Regions from separate parts of the Mus musculus genome. Here regions 2 and 3 are each linked to region 1. The links are chromatin contacts, found by Hi-C or POLR2A ChIA-PET in ENCODE. All regions are on one chromosome and are shown on one strand. The core of a region is the stretch at or near the end of the contact, and the rest is flanking DNA. Distances in the headings are between cores, read along the strand shown.

What was found. Hi-C counts contacts between places; a loop is a spot of excess contacts on that map. ChIA-PET counts read pairs that join two places held with the same protein, here RNA polymerase II (POLR2A).
Region 2: a map of left cerebral cortex shows a loop between it and region 1 (3-fold over the local background). The contact joins the promoter of Casp2 here to the promoter of Fam131b in region 1. A Hi-C loop is called at or near these places in 10 of 37 maps with a recorded cell type or tissue (T-helper 17 cell, heart and left cerebral cortex). POLR2A ChIA-PET finds 5 or more read pairs at or near these places in 1 of 5 experiments (Patski).
Region 3: a loop to region 1 is called in a map of left cerebral cortex, with 2.1 times the contacts of the local background. The contact joins the promoter of Clcn1 here to the promoter of Fam131b in region 1. A Hi-C loop is called at or near these places in 2 of 37 maps with a recorded cell type or tissue (both left cerebral cortex). POLR2A ChIA-PET finds 5 or more read pairs at or near these places in 1 of 5 experiments (Patski).

Annotation. Positions count from the first base shown.
Region 1 is chr6:42,322,781-42,327,531 of GRCm38, forward strand. It overlaps Fam131b (family with sequence similarity 131, member B), which reads right to left and starts at 1,860. Exons shown (of 7, transcript NM_029528.5): 1 at 1,662-1,860. The coding sequence starts at 1,689.
Region 2 is chr6:42,262,597-42,267,347 of GRCm38, forward strand. Casp2 (caspase 2) reads left to right here and starts at 2,389. Exons shown (of 11, transcript NM_007610.2): 1 at 2,389-2,601. The coding sequence starts at 2,528. It overlaps Tmem139 (transmembrane protein 139), which reads left to right. Exons shown (of 3, transcript NM_175408.4): 2 at 648-909; 3 at 1,132-1,959. The coding sequence starts at 665. The coding sequence ends at 1,531.
Region 3 is chr6:42,284,679-42,289,429 of GRCm38, forward strand. Clcn1 (chloride channel, voltage-sensitive 1) reads left to right here and starts at 2,007. Exons shown (of 23, transcript NM_013491.3): 1 at 2,007-2,268. The coding sequence starts at 2,089.

The DNA of each region.
Region 1 (4,751 bases), core at 610-3,109:
ACTGGTGAAAAAGTCGGGAACCAGGAGGGAGATTCCTGACCTAAGTGCAAGGTTTCCTCTGTAACTCTTGGGGAAGAATTCCTTGAGTATTTACAGAGAGATTCAAGAATAATCGGGTGGCAGCCATCCGCCCTTGCTTACATGAACTTTTGCTTTTTGGGTTTAGGATCATAGGTCCCCCCCCCCCCCCTTTTTTTAAAGAAGTGCACTGACTAGGTCTTGGGCAGGAAGAAGCATCCAGCATGCAGCAATAGAACTGGCGACAAACAAAGGGGATGGCGGTCCCAGGGACTGACAGGTAGGGCTGGGCTGCCACACATCCAAAGTTGTTATGCCTTCTCTTGGGATCTTGTGAAACGATGAGAGACAGGACTAGGACCTGTGGCTAGGTCAGAAAGACATCTGGACCTATCAGTAATGGGGCAGGCAGAGCAAGCTCTCTCGGAGAAGAGTGGGAGCGAGGGGAGGGAGGGGGTGGCCTTTGAGGAAGAGGGGGAGCTGAGTCAGAGCCTTAGGGGGCAGGGAGATGGAGGGGAGGAGAACAGGGAAAGAGGTAAAAGCAGAGGAGGGTCTCCATGGAAATAAACCGGGTCTCAGAAATCAGGCTTCCGGAGAGTGTAGTTTGTTTGTAATAATAATACGAATTATTCTCTCAGCCTGAGGTCACTAGGGCGTGTAGGCGGGAGAAATTGGGAGTTAGGAAGGGGAAAATTGGGGGGTTTGGGAGAGGACTGTACTAATGTGTTCAGCCCTAAAGTGGAATGGATGCGTAGGGTGGGGGTAGGGGGCGGTAGTAAGGCAGGGGCTGGAAGGAGAGGACCATTAAGGAAGCGCCTTTCTTCCCTCCCCCTGCCAAAGGTAAATAAAAAGCCGGCCCTGCTCCGCCTGCCCCCGCTGACAGGTGCAGGCGGGTCCCAGGGTTCCTAGGCGGACCCCACCCTCTGGGAAGCGGACTCCCGACCTCTCTCGGGGAGGTAAACCTCCACCTCCTCCCTGAGTCCACGGCTCTTCCAGAGCACCCCGGCCCAAGACCATTCCCTCCAAGCGTGGAACCCATTCCCTCCCGGTGGCACACGCTCTTCCCGCCCCCGCCCCAGAGGGAAAATGCACGTGAACAAAGCAAATCGGGGGGAGGCAGGAGCGACGGGAAAAGGCTACCAAGAGGGAAATGGTTGGGGGCAAAACACACATGCCATATGGAGAAGAGGGTGAAGATGGGAGGGGGCGTGCGGAAGAAAGTCAGGGATGAGGCTGGAGAGGAGGTTCTGAGAAGAGGGGCTGCTCCCGAAAGAAGGGCTCGGGGAGGCTCTGGCTACAGCAGAGTAGACGCGAATGGCCTGAAGGTGGAGGGATGGGGCCATCGGGAGTAGGGAACAGCGACTGAGCCGCGAAGGATGCTGTGGAGAGGCTACCAGGGAAGGACCGCGCCTGCGGGAGGGCGATGGAGAGAAGGCTATGAGCTGAGAGGGATGGAAGCCCTGGAGGCGCGAGGGCACAAGGATAGAGGGACCTTAGCGGATGGAGGGAAAGTAAAGGCGCGAGGCAGGGCCGGGCGGGCGCGGAGGGAGGTCCCCAGGGGCAAGGATGGGGATGGGGGAGGGGGCCGGAGGAGCGCCCCGGGGCGAGCTTGCCCCTGACCCGCGCCGGGCTGCGGTACCCACCCACAGTCCGCGAGCCGATGCAGCCCATGGCTCCGGGGGCCGCCGGGTCCCGGCCCTCACCGACTCGGGGCCCTCGCCGGGGGGAGCACCGGGAACCGCGCCGCCGCCCCAGCCGCTCTGCAGCGCCGCGGCTGTCTCCGCTCGGCTCCGCTCCCCCCTCCCCTCTCCATCCCTCCCCACGGCAGCCTCCGTCGCCGCCGCTGCCGCCGCCGCCACCGCCTGGCTCCCCCGCCCCGCTCAGCTCTCCGCGGCCGGGGAGGGGGCTGCTCGGGGATTGGCTGCGCGCAGAGCCTCCCCGCCCTGCCCCCGACCGGGCACCGCGCTCCCCGCGCCCCTCGCCGCGCTGCAACCACGTCCCTCCGCCTGTCCTTCGCAACCCCCGCCCCTGAGCTCCTCGCCATCCCCGCTGAGTTCTCCCGGGAGATGCTGATGGAGAATGTGGATAATAACCCGCTTGTCTCAGGAGCCCGGTCAGGAAGCCAGGGCCCACCCTTAGGATATGCTTGATGGACTTTGAGGGCTGCGGGGTGAGAAGGCCGAGAGAGAAAGTGGGGCGGAGATGAGAGAACACCCTGCTTGGCCTTGGGTACCAAATTCCGCAAACATTTGTTTTCTTCCTGATGCTGCATCTGGGACGCACGAATCGGGATTGGATGCTGTTCTGGTTGCCCGGCGTTTCACGTGCGTTGCTTTGCCCACCCAAACATATTGTGAAGTCTTTGCCAGTGGATGCTGCGAGATGCTTCCCTGTCCTCTAGCTGTTTTGGGATGGGTGTGGGGATGGTGCAAGTATTCTAGCTCTAGGCTTGGGTCCGGATGGGAGGAGAATGGGAATAATTCTATTGCAGCTGTAGGGAAATGAAAATATCAGGATCGGAAACCGGCCGCAAGACATGGCTTTAAATCAGAATTTAACTTTTCTGAGCTTTATGTGGATGTCCGGAAGCAGCAAAAGGGAGAATACTGCCCCCTGCCGAGAAGGGTCAGCACTACACCAAGGGCCCCATGGGAAAGGAAAGGGAGATCTGAGTTGGGAGAGTCAGCAGGCACTATTTCAACTGGCAAGAAGAGTCTAGAAGACACACTAGGAAGGACAAGGAGACCATTTCCTCTTAGTCGAACCAGTAACTGCAAACCTTGGGCAAGCGGGTCTGGGTGGTACCATTGACAACAATGGTAACAACAAAAAGCAAACACTAATTCTGGGCCAGCTTGTTTTCCATAGGTTTTTGTCTCTTTCCTGGGATTAGAGAGGAAGAGGGGCAGGAGGCCTTGTGGGTTTGAGGCAGAGAAAAAGGGCATGCCTTACACGTGTAAGTTTGTGACATTTAGATTATGATTGAGGAATTACGTCTGATGACATCCCAGATGAAGATATGGGAGAGGATAGATATTTTTGCTCATTTTGGTACTATAACAAAATTCCTGAGACCAGGAAGTTTATAAAGATTGGAAGTTTGGAGGCTGGAAAGGCCAAGAACTTAGTGTTTGCAACTGCTGCAAGTGTCCTAAGGGCTTTGATGCATTGTAACACTTCGAGGAGATGATATGATGAGACAGGATGAATATGTTAGCTTCAGCCTCTTTCATAAAGCCTCTAGTGCCAACCTCTGTGACCTTCACTAATCCTTACTATTGCTCTAAGACCTTGTATCCAAATAGCATTACCATATGAATTCAAGGATTAAATCCAAGTCGCAGATTTGAAGGGCCACTTGCAAACTCTATCAGAAACTGGCACTAACTGCAGATCTGGGAGGTGAATTTAGAAGGTCTGGGAATTTGATCTGCCCAGCTGCCTTCTGGTCCCTGCAATGACAGTTACTTCTCAGCACATGGGGCATTCTGTCCCATTCTCTGGATCTTTTGAGGCAAGGCTAATGAGTTCCAGTTTTCATAACCAAAGCAAACTTCCTGGAAGACAATTTGACAGTATAGATCATATATATATATATATATATATATATATATATATATATATATATATGTAAAATATTTAAAATTTCATCTGCTTTTACACTTGTTATCTGCTTAACATAAATTGTTCGGGAGGCAGAGCAGAAAGATTGAGTTCAGTCATGGCTGGGTTACGTAGAGAGTTCAAGAACAACACTGCTAACTTTGTGAGACTCTTAATCGCAAAAGGAAATTTTACAAAAGGCCTGGGTGAGCACTTGCCTAGAATATCCAAGGCCCTAGGTTCAGTTCCCAGCAACAACCGCAGTTCTAGTTTGCTATCTACTGCTATGATAAACACCATGACTGAAAGCAACTTGGGCAGGAAAGAGCTTATCTTACAGCCTGCAGTCCATGGGAAGTCAGAGCAGGGCTATAAAGTAAAATGATTAGTTTTTAGTTTGTGCTTAAAACAATACATATCCTTCCTGCCTTCCATCAGTTGTTTTTTTTTCTATCCAAGTAACTGATGGAATTTCTTGAGAAATACTTATGTTTTACACAACTCTACCTCAAACAGACTTACAGTTTGACCCTCAGCAAAATCCTAATATTGATTGGCTCATATTTGAAGTTTTAGAATACAAGGCTCTGGCAGAGTGCCCCCATGTGGCACTTCCTAACTGGTTCCCTTTGGGACAGAATCCCAAGGTGAAACCATCTCATCACTTCTCTTGTTCCTACTGCATGCCTGTGGCCCCTTGGGGGTACCTCTTGGATAGAAGAACACAACCACAGGTCAGTGGCAGTACTGTGTACTATGCAGACTCTTGTCCTAGGATCTATGGGTAGAATAAAAAAAATCCATTAACTTTGTATGGGGAAAAAAAAAAACCTACATCAATATTCACTAGCAGGTAACTGAAACATTTCCTTTACTTGAGCGACCCCTATAAGCAGAAAACCACAATAGTGTTACATCACCAATGTATCTTCATCAGCGGTCAGAATCACAGATGCTTGCATTACAGAACAGTCTTTGGAGATCTTTTTCTATGATATTCTTTACATTACTACTCTTTTGAAATCATTAAAAAGTATACTTAAAATTATATTTGCTTCTTACATTTGTTATTTAATGATTTTATTGAGAAGCAACAAGGCATGCACGAAGCCCTGGGTTTTGTTTTGGTT
Region 2 (4,751 bases), core at 1,139-3,638, 60 kb before region 1:
AGATTCCTGTGTGCACTGAGGCCACAGGTGAAGGAACCCCTGAAGGGAGACCCTCACTCCAGTCTCAGGAATCGAGAGCCCAGAAAGTCACAACAGTCAAGCTTGCTGCAAACACACGAGGTTTTAATGGCACACAAACCAGCATGCTGAGGTCGAGACCCATACACCACGCAGGGGTAGAGGAGTCCGACCACGACCCTATTTTCCAGCAGGCTTTATAAGGGGAATTAGGCCATCTGGCCAGGGGCTGGGGCCCATGTTCTCAGGGCAGTCATTATTATTTTTTTATTCTTCACAGGTAAGGTGGCTGGCCCTGGATCCAGCATGGTGTAGTTGGGAGCTAAAACAGAGACTTCAGGGAAGAGAGAGAGAGAGCAAAGAATGCAGGCAGCGCTATGAAACACTACGTTCATCTGTTCATCTGCGAGTTGAGAATCAGAACTGAACTAATTTCCCAGCTTTCCAAAGCAATAACCTATAATAATAGGAGACAATAATGGAGCTGCCAGAGGCCCTGAAGATCATTTGTTTCAGACTGAATTGAACACTGGGAATCCAAATAGAAGAGCATAATACTTTTACTTTGGGGTCTGGCACTACTGCAGTGCTGATCACTAGCTAACACACAACTGTGTGTCTTTCTGCAGGTGCCCTGGGAGGGGCCATGGTGCCAAGACAGTTGTTGGGGAAACTGAAGCAGCCATTTCTCTTCCTGAGCAGTGCCTCCCTCCTCCTGGGGCTGGCTTTACTGGTCATACAGTCTGATGTCGCCCCTGTTGCTTACTTCTTCCTCTGCTTGGCTGGCTTTTGCTTTGTTGCTTGCCTCCTGGCCTGTGTTATGGAACGATGCTCCCGATCGATGCCAAGCTCCAGGCAGACTGAGAATCCAGAGGCCTCAGGCCAAGCGCAGTGAGTCGATGGGAGATGGGCAGGATGACGGGAAGACACGCAAGGCCCTCGTTCCCTCTGTGCCCATCCTTTCTTAAGCATAGACTCTGCTTTCCTCTGTCACTGGTATCATTAAGAGCAATGGTCAGCAGACAATAGAGAGGTCTTTTGCAAGAATGGTGGAACAGAAAAAGGGGGTCTTCTTTCAGGTACCCACTAACGACCATATTTCTTCTCCCACAGAGACAATGGAGCTTTTGAGGTGCCAACCTATGAACAGGCTGTAGAGGTGATGGATTCACAACCACAGAGCCACCTCCAAGAGCTGGAGCAACCACCCCCTTACAGCAGTATCATAATATCCCCAGGAGTTGAGGGGGCACAGCCTAGCCAACCAGACAGTCCCAGCACAGGCAGTCTGAAAAGGCGAGTGGGCTCAGAGGGGACAATGACTGCCAGAGGAAACCCTGGAAGAATTCTTCGACTTAGGGGTCCACGAGTTGTGGCCACTGCTCCTGATCTGCAAAGCATGAGAGTGGCCCCCAAACTGGAGCCTAGTACTCCACCTCCTGCCTATGAAATCAGTTTTGCTCATGCTGATGATGACAGTGTTTTCTATGAAGATAAATGGATACTTCCCTAAGTGGTGCCCTCAGAACCTGTGCACTCATTTGCCCAGCATTTCCTAGTGTCTATTGGATCAGAAACTGGTTTTACCCGGACATCACAATCGAGGCCTTCAAAGCAGCGGGGAGTCGGGCTGTGGCATGTCGTTCACAGATAAATGGCACACCTAGATTCTTCTGGAAACATTCTGGAACCTATCTGATGACCAGTATTTCCAGAGTAAGGTGGAAGATGAGAAAGAGATAAGTTACCAAGAGAAGCTGGAGGGATACCTCTGAGTGACTGCTGTGTTTCTTCTATTGTAGACACCAAGTCTCCCTGAGATTCCTGATGGGGTATTACCTACCAAGATAATGAGAGCTTCTAAGGTTGAGGGGAGCTGAATAGTTTGCACAAGAACGGGATGCTAGTAAAAACATAAAAATAACTCGAATCAAATTCCAATTCCAGTGCCTCCTGTTTTCAATACCAAGCAGGCAATCCGCATTACTTTATAGCCTTGTCAACTGGTAGATAAGAGAATGAGAGGACACTTGTGTAGGAAAAGCGCGACCACGAGCTGCCCCAGCCTGGGAGAAGAGCGCCTCCTAGTGCTTTCCGTCTTCCCTGCATCCTGGCCCTGGAAGTTCAAGGCGAACAAGGATAACAAGGGAAGCCCAGCCCCTTTGGTCTCTTGTAGTTACTTCAGGAGGGGTCGGAGGAACCAGGGGAGGGGGCTGCGGTTTCCGCGGGAATCGATAGCCAATCAGGTCCCCGAGTAGGAGAACCCTCGCTCTTTTCCCGCCCCTTCCCGTTCCTTCTAGCGCCTCCTCTCTTCCCATTGGGCTGTGCGAGCCTCAGCGAGCAGTGTGCGCTTGCGCATGTCCCGGCGTGGGTGGGGCTTGCTGGCGTCGGGCGGAGCCGTGCGCAAGCGCGGCGCGGTGGGAGGCTGGGGGAGGGATGCGGGGGCTGGCGCGGCCCAGCGTTTGTTTGTTTTGTGGGTGGTGCGTGTGCAGCCCGGGAAAAGCTGGAAATGGCGGCGCCGAGCGGGAGGTCGCAGTCCTCCCTGCACAGGAAGGGGCTGATGGCGGCTGACAGGAGGAGCAGGTGAGGAGGGCAGAGGAGGGGAGGCGGCCAGGCGAGCGGCGCGGCTTCTTGGCCTGGTGCCGCGTGTACAGGGGCTGCAGCAGCCTCCCTTTGTCCAGCGCAGAGGAGTCTATGAGAGCGATCTTGTCCGTCCCGCGCTACTTCTCGCCTGCGGCATCTCACCTTTTCCAGAGATGCTCCGGCTTTTCCTTCCAGTTCTTAGCTGAGGACTTAAACTCATTTCTCTTTAAAAACCAGAGACTTCGCAGCTCGGCCTTGGGCGCATTTGACTTGGATTGACTATCTCGTGCCCTGCACTGCTTTCTCATATAATAGATGTTTGTCAGAGAGTTCCACACAGGTTTGGGGGATTTGAATCCTTTGAGAGGATTAGATGGTTCCCGTTTCTCCGCCTCCTCCGTCAGTTTCGATGAAAACATTGCACAGGACGACACAATTTTATTGTTTCCTGTCCAGACCTCTAACATTAATATAGAAACGGGAACTCTTACAGGACACGGAATCAAAGCGTTAGAAACCTCTCGGTGTTCTTTTTCTCCATTCCACTTTTCATGGGTGCCCTAAAATTCCAGGTGACTGGAAACTTCGGGAAAGTTCATATTTTAAGCCTGGTAGTTTGAGATAAAAGGAAGTGGCAGGTGTGCGGAGTAGGTGGAGCCTCAGATAAAACACGGTGACGACTGCTTCGTTAAAAATTCAAGCCTGGGACATAAGAGGATTTAGAACTGGAGTCAGTAAATTGTACCTGAGGATGCAATTGTCTAGAGAAAAGCCCCCTCCCCTTTATTTTTTTGCAAGGGTGTCCTAGTGCAGGGCCAGCATTTAAAGGCTACAAGGCTGTAATCCTGGCATCCTGATGCCTGAGGCAAGAGAATCAGAAACTGAAAATGAGTTTGGTCTCCTGGTCTAGTCCTGTCAAAGAGAATGAGGTGTTGGGGGAGAGGTCAGGTGCCCTCTACAGGAAACCGGAACATGGCTAGCCAACTGAAACTGGAGAGAGCAGTAGAGTGGAAGTCGAGGAAATGAAGCCGCTTAAGAAATGGATCTTCCTAATGACCTAAGAACTCTGCTCTACCATTCATTATATACCTAATGATAAACCCAGCTAACAGCTGCTGTATTCATTTTAATTTAACCAAGGTCCTGTATTTATCCCCATTACTGTGTTGTCTTGTAAGGTGATTCTTAACTGAGGTTTTAAATTCATGTAGAGCATGAATTTTAAAACCTCAGTTAAAATTCTAGTGAATTTTGAAATAGCAGGTACATTCTGAATATTTACTCTGCGTCAATACCTCTTGCTAATGCAGTTTCTCAGGACCCTATTTTTCCATCTAACTGTGGCCTGAAAGGACTTAAAGGAGCCTTTATACAAGGGGCATTCGACCAGTGCGTGGTATTTCAGTGATTGAAGGTGCTTACTTGTGCTCCTATATTTTACCTGCATTGAAATCGGGATTCATCTAAAAATCTCTGATGTATAAAGTCAACTGTTACACTGTCACTCCATTGTCATCAGACTTAAGCATTTTTTCATACTAAATAAGATCAGGGAGATTCATTGGACACATAAAGGATGTATATTGGAAATGGTATTCACCATTCTTGAGCATAAGCAGGTCTCTTTACAAATTTGAGAGGAAAAACTATGGAATCTTTTAAATACATTTATTGCTGGGAACTAAATTACCAAGATAATTTAACCATTGCTTACACTGTCCTTGTGATTACAATTTATACCGTGTTCACCATTAGTATCTACCTTCTGTGGCTTTCACTCAGTTTCACTTACCCATACCTTGTAGGATTTTTGATCACTTTTTAGTATTAGTTTATCATGGAAATGTAAGATATTTTTGATATTTATGTGAGCCATCTAGAGCAAGTGTGTGTGTCTTAGAGATATGGGTGTTAGCTTTAGGTTTTTATTACTTTATTCCTGTCCTAAGATCATTTTCAACTTAGGTTCGATTTCTAAGATAAAAAGTATGTCATGTTTTCTGAACACTAAAGCTTGTCTGTCAGAGAAGTGTTTCTTCTCTTGGATGTGTTTGTGCTTCTTTATATTAATTTGACCAAGTTGGCTCTTTGCTCTCCTAATCAGATCATTATCTCAGATAGTCTGATGCAAACATTCTCTAGAGAATTAT
Region 3 (4,751 bases), core at 757-3,256, 38 kb before region 1:
GTTTTAGGGCTCAGGAATACTTTGGAAGCAGCGATCACATCTGATAGTTGTTTCTGAAAGTCACCTAAGAAAGTAGTTATCTTCAGAGAACCACAGTCTACAAATGGGGGAAAAAAAATCTTACTCCGAAGATCTCTAAGAATAGTCTTTGTTCTTTATTAGGAATCCCTTGATCTCTGTTTTCTGTTCTCTTCATCTGACCCTTAGTCCCGCTCCTGTCCCACATTTATAATCTTTGTGGGTGGATTGTAAACCCTGAAGTCTCAGGACGGATTGTAGAAAGGGTGTTTTTACTATTTTCAGCTTTAGTAAAGCTACTGGTATATAATCGATAATTAGAAATGGTATAAAAATTAAAAGTATACAATCTGATGTACTAGCATGTGTATGCATTGTAAAATGATCCCAGGATCCAGATTCTGAACCATCAGCTCACATGTGTATGTGTGGCGTCACGGGAAACCTACCCTTAACTTATTTTAGGTACTCATTGTGGTATTGTTAACTGTAGCTACCATGTACACTGGCTCTCTAAAACTCAGAGCTACGTAACTGATGTGTGCCATGACCAGCATCTTCCCAGGACTCCCAAAGCCCACTCGTCTCAGCACATGGCCTTCAATTCTATATGTGTTTTACTACTTTAGATTCTGCATATAAACAGCATGCACAGTATCTGAATATGTCTGACATCTCATTTAACATTGCCTAAAAACGCTGTCTTTTTTTTTTTTTTGGTCGCTGAGTCATGTGTGTAAACTTCTTTTCTACCTTCACCTATTGACAGCCACAAAGGTGGTTTTGTATCTTGGCTGTTATGAATTTGCTACAGTGAAAAAAAGAACACAGATATCTGAGAGACTGTGGTTTGTTTTCCTCTCTTTATACAAAGGTAAGAAGGACTGCTGTGTCAGATGGTAACTCTGTTTCTAACTTAGTGTTTTCCATAAGGACCATGGCAGTTTGTTGGTATGCATACCTTTCAGTTCCTGAGCTTGGACTTAAAAGAGAGGCTCATCTTGATGGTGGATCTGAAATTCAGTTTGCCTCCATTTCTTCTATAATGAGTAGGTAGGGGAATATTGTCTTAGAAAAAAGAGAACCTAATGGAAAAAACACAATGCCCGACAGAGTACTTTTGTCCTTCATCAAATTTAATTTATTGACTAGAAAAGAGGAAATTATTTGTCCATCTTCTGTTTCTTGGGTTCCTAGCACCTGTTCCTTGACTCTAGCTTATTTCTTCTTCCCACCTGTTATCTAATCTGCCCTGATAAGAGCTGTCATGGGCACCACAGTCCAGCTGAGAGCTCAGTCCCTCTGTATTGATCTGAGCTGCTGGTAGGGCTAACACGTAGTATGTCTAGGAAATGAGAGACATTGCACACCCAGTGGTGATAAGGGTGGGATCGAGGGGAAGGCACTGGAGTGGTTTTAGCCACCTTTGGCAGACTCAAAGGCAGAGAACTGGAGGTGAAAACTGGGAATTCCGTGCATGTGGAAAAACTGGCCACAGAAAATTCCAGATGAGGACTGAATCGTTAAAAAATACTGAGCTGAAACGAGCCCAACATGGAGGCATCAGCTACTCTCCCAGGTGAGTTGCCTGTCTGGTGTTACCAAAACACTGAGTAGCTTCATTTAGCACTGTCTCTCCCCTCACTTTCCACGAGCTCTGCAGGGAAGGCTCAGCTCTACCCCAGCCTAGAAATTTCACTAGGAAATTTTTCATTCTGGTCCTGGTGATATTTATAAAGGGACTAGTAACCTGGAGCTGTGAGCCTTGTAGGAACAGAACAGTGCTGCTGCCTGGCAGAGGGAATTCCCTGTTGGACTGTCCCACAGGTTCTCATCCTAGCCCCCACCCCCACACTCCACTCACACCTGCTTCGACCCCAGAAGGATCAGATGTGGCGGGGGGGGGGGGGGGGGGGTGTCATGTGGTGGAGAGACAGCTATAAATAGCTAGAGGTGGGCATGTTGCCCCAGACGCCTTGGGGACAGTCAAAAGCAGAGGCTTAAGGAGCTACTTGGGGGAGACTAGGAGCAAGCAGGCCAAGGCCTGGCTGGGGCTTGGGGGGAGAACACATGGAGCGGTCCCAGTCCCAGCGGCATGGAGGGGAACAGAGCTGGTGGGGCAGTGCCCCCCAGTACCAGTACATGCCCTTTGAACATTGTACCAGCTACGGACTGCCCTCAGAGAATGGGGGCCTTCAGCACCGGCCCCGAAAGGACATGGGTCCCAGGCACAATGCCCACCCAACACAGGTAATGTCCTGGGGAGGGAAGGGGAGCAGCGGTTGTCTGGGGCCAAGGATTAGTGAAAATGGATTGTTATGTGAGAAGGGGGTACAGAATTTATTTTGAAAATTAAATGGTAAATATATTCAGTATATGAAAGCCTTTTAAAGATCTGAGCTTAGTGTGTTTGCTTAAGAGTTGCATGCACTTTTACATAGCCTTTACTAACAATATTCAAACCATGTGGGGAACCAGCAAAGCCACACTTAAATGAAGAGTGCAAGCTTATGTTCTTACATAACCAGAGTGGTTTTTGTAAGAGCTGAAAATGCTATAAGGACCTCCTCTACCTTCACCCACATGCAGGCAACATGGGCTTTCTCTACACAACCCCCTGTAGAATGCATGTGCGCGTGTGTGCAAACACACACAGATAAACACACTTTCACAAAAGACAGAAGAAAGGCATTGGGGACAAGCAGAGGAAACAAAGTGAATGATTTATCAACAATCAATGACCAGTATCAATAAACACAGAATTGGGATCCAGTTTTTAAGGGCTTGGAGGTAGAATTCTGGTGCAGCATTGGCCTAGCTTGAGATCTGTGTGTTTTGTTTGTTTGCTGGGAGGTGTAATTGTTAAAAAGGGCCAACAAAATGATTCAGTAAGTAAAACTGTTTGCCTCTAAGCCTAACAACTTAAGTTTGATCTCTGGGCCCCATGTGATGGAAGGGAAAAAAATCTACTGCAGACTGTTCTCTGACCTAGACACACACACACACACACACACACACACACCCCTAAGGAAAGTACAGAGCTATGACCAAAGGTAATTACTCTCCAGAGCTTGGGGATCAGTGGTATATGGGCAACTAGAACAGAAATAGGTGTGGGCACAAGATAAGGAGGTTGCCTTGGGAATTTTACAGGCCACTATTAACATAAGTGAATGTACCTCTTAGCTGCAGAGAATGCAGAATGGAAGAGAATAGAAGGAGTCTGAGATAGAGATCAGACTTAGAAGTTTTGCTGACAGGGTGTCAGGCTCAGAACCTGGAGGTGGGCTGTATAGATGGTGTCAGCACAAGGGTCATGAGGATCTCTGAGCAGTTGCTCATGAGTACCGGTAGGTACACAGTGGGGAGGGAAATGTGTTGAGCAGGATATAAATGTCAGAGACAGCTCATCCTCACCCCAGTACTGGTCATTTCTGGAGAAGGCTGGATGACCACGTGAGAAAAGGTGCTATCAGAGCACTTTTTCTTTTCTTTTCTTTTCTGTTGGTTTTTCAAGACAGGGCTTCTCTGTGTTTCCTTGCCTGTCCTGGAACTAGCTCAGTCAGTCAGGTTGACCTAGAGCTCACAGAGATCCACCTGGCTTTGCCTCCAGAGTGCTGGGAATAAAGGTATGCACCACTGCCCAGCTAGTTAGAGCACTTTCTGGTGACAGGACCCTTGGCCAAAGGAAGAATAGCAAGTTTAGTTTGGGAGTAGAGTTCATCGAGATTCTAACCCACCTTGAAAGCAAGCAGGTTAGTAATGTGTTTTCCTTTCGTCTAATGTTTATGAGGGAAATACTACACTTACACAGAAACTAGAGTGGTGTAGAGCTCCCAGGATACAGCAGTCATCAGCATTTTGTCAAGATGGTTCTGTCCCCAATCCCTACCTCATTTGTAGATAGAGACTCTCAAAGCATTTTGTCAAAGTAGTTTTGTCTCCCCTTCCCACCTCAATTCTGACATTCGAACTAGAGGACTCACGACACTTTGCAGACATTTCATCACTTGTACATTTGGCGTACATTTGGGCTTTGATTTCTCCCTCCCTAAACCTGTCATAATGTGCTGGTTACTGCTGGGCTAGCAGAATACATCTGACTCTTAACAGTGTTCTCCCTGCTTGAGTGTTTGTTCGAAGGGACCAAGCACACTGTTTCCTCATTTCTCCCAGTCTACAAGTCAGAGTGCTAAGAGAACCCCAAGAGTTGATCTTCAAGGGAAACATTTTCTGGCTTTGTTTGTTTGTGTTTGAGAATGGATCTTAGTAAGCTGTTTCTCTAGCTGGCTTGGAACTCTCTATGTAGACCATGTTGGCTTCAGATTCACAGAGATCTGCCAGCCCCTACCTCCTGAGTGCTAGGACTAAAGGTGTACACCACCATGCACAGCTAGGAGTATTTTCTATCTCTGGGTTACTGGTAGAGTTTGAAGAGAAATGATTTCCACAGGAGCAAGATAGTTAGTATGTGCCTGCTCCTCATATTGTGAAATAAGATCTCTTCTACCCAGGCTGTCCCAGAATCATGGCCTGGGCTGACCCTGGCCCCGGAGGATGAGTTAGTATAGAGTGTGTTGGGCCATCATGAAGTGACTAGCATTCTTCTACATCCTTCACAGACACAAATGCTAACATAGGGATAGATCTGGCCTCTTCGCTTGTTGGTAGGACCCAGTTACCTCACATTGGGAAGTAAATTAACTTGCATTCTTGAACCCAGTTCCTGTTTG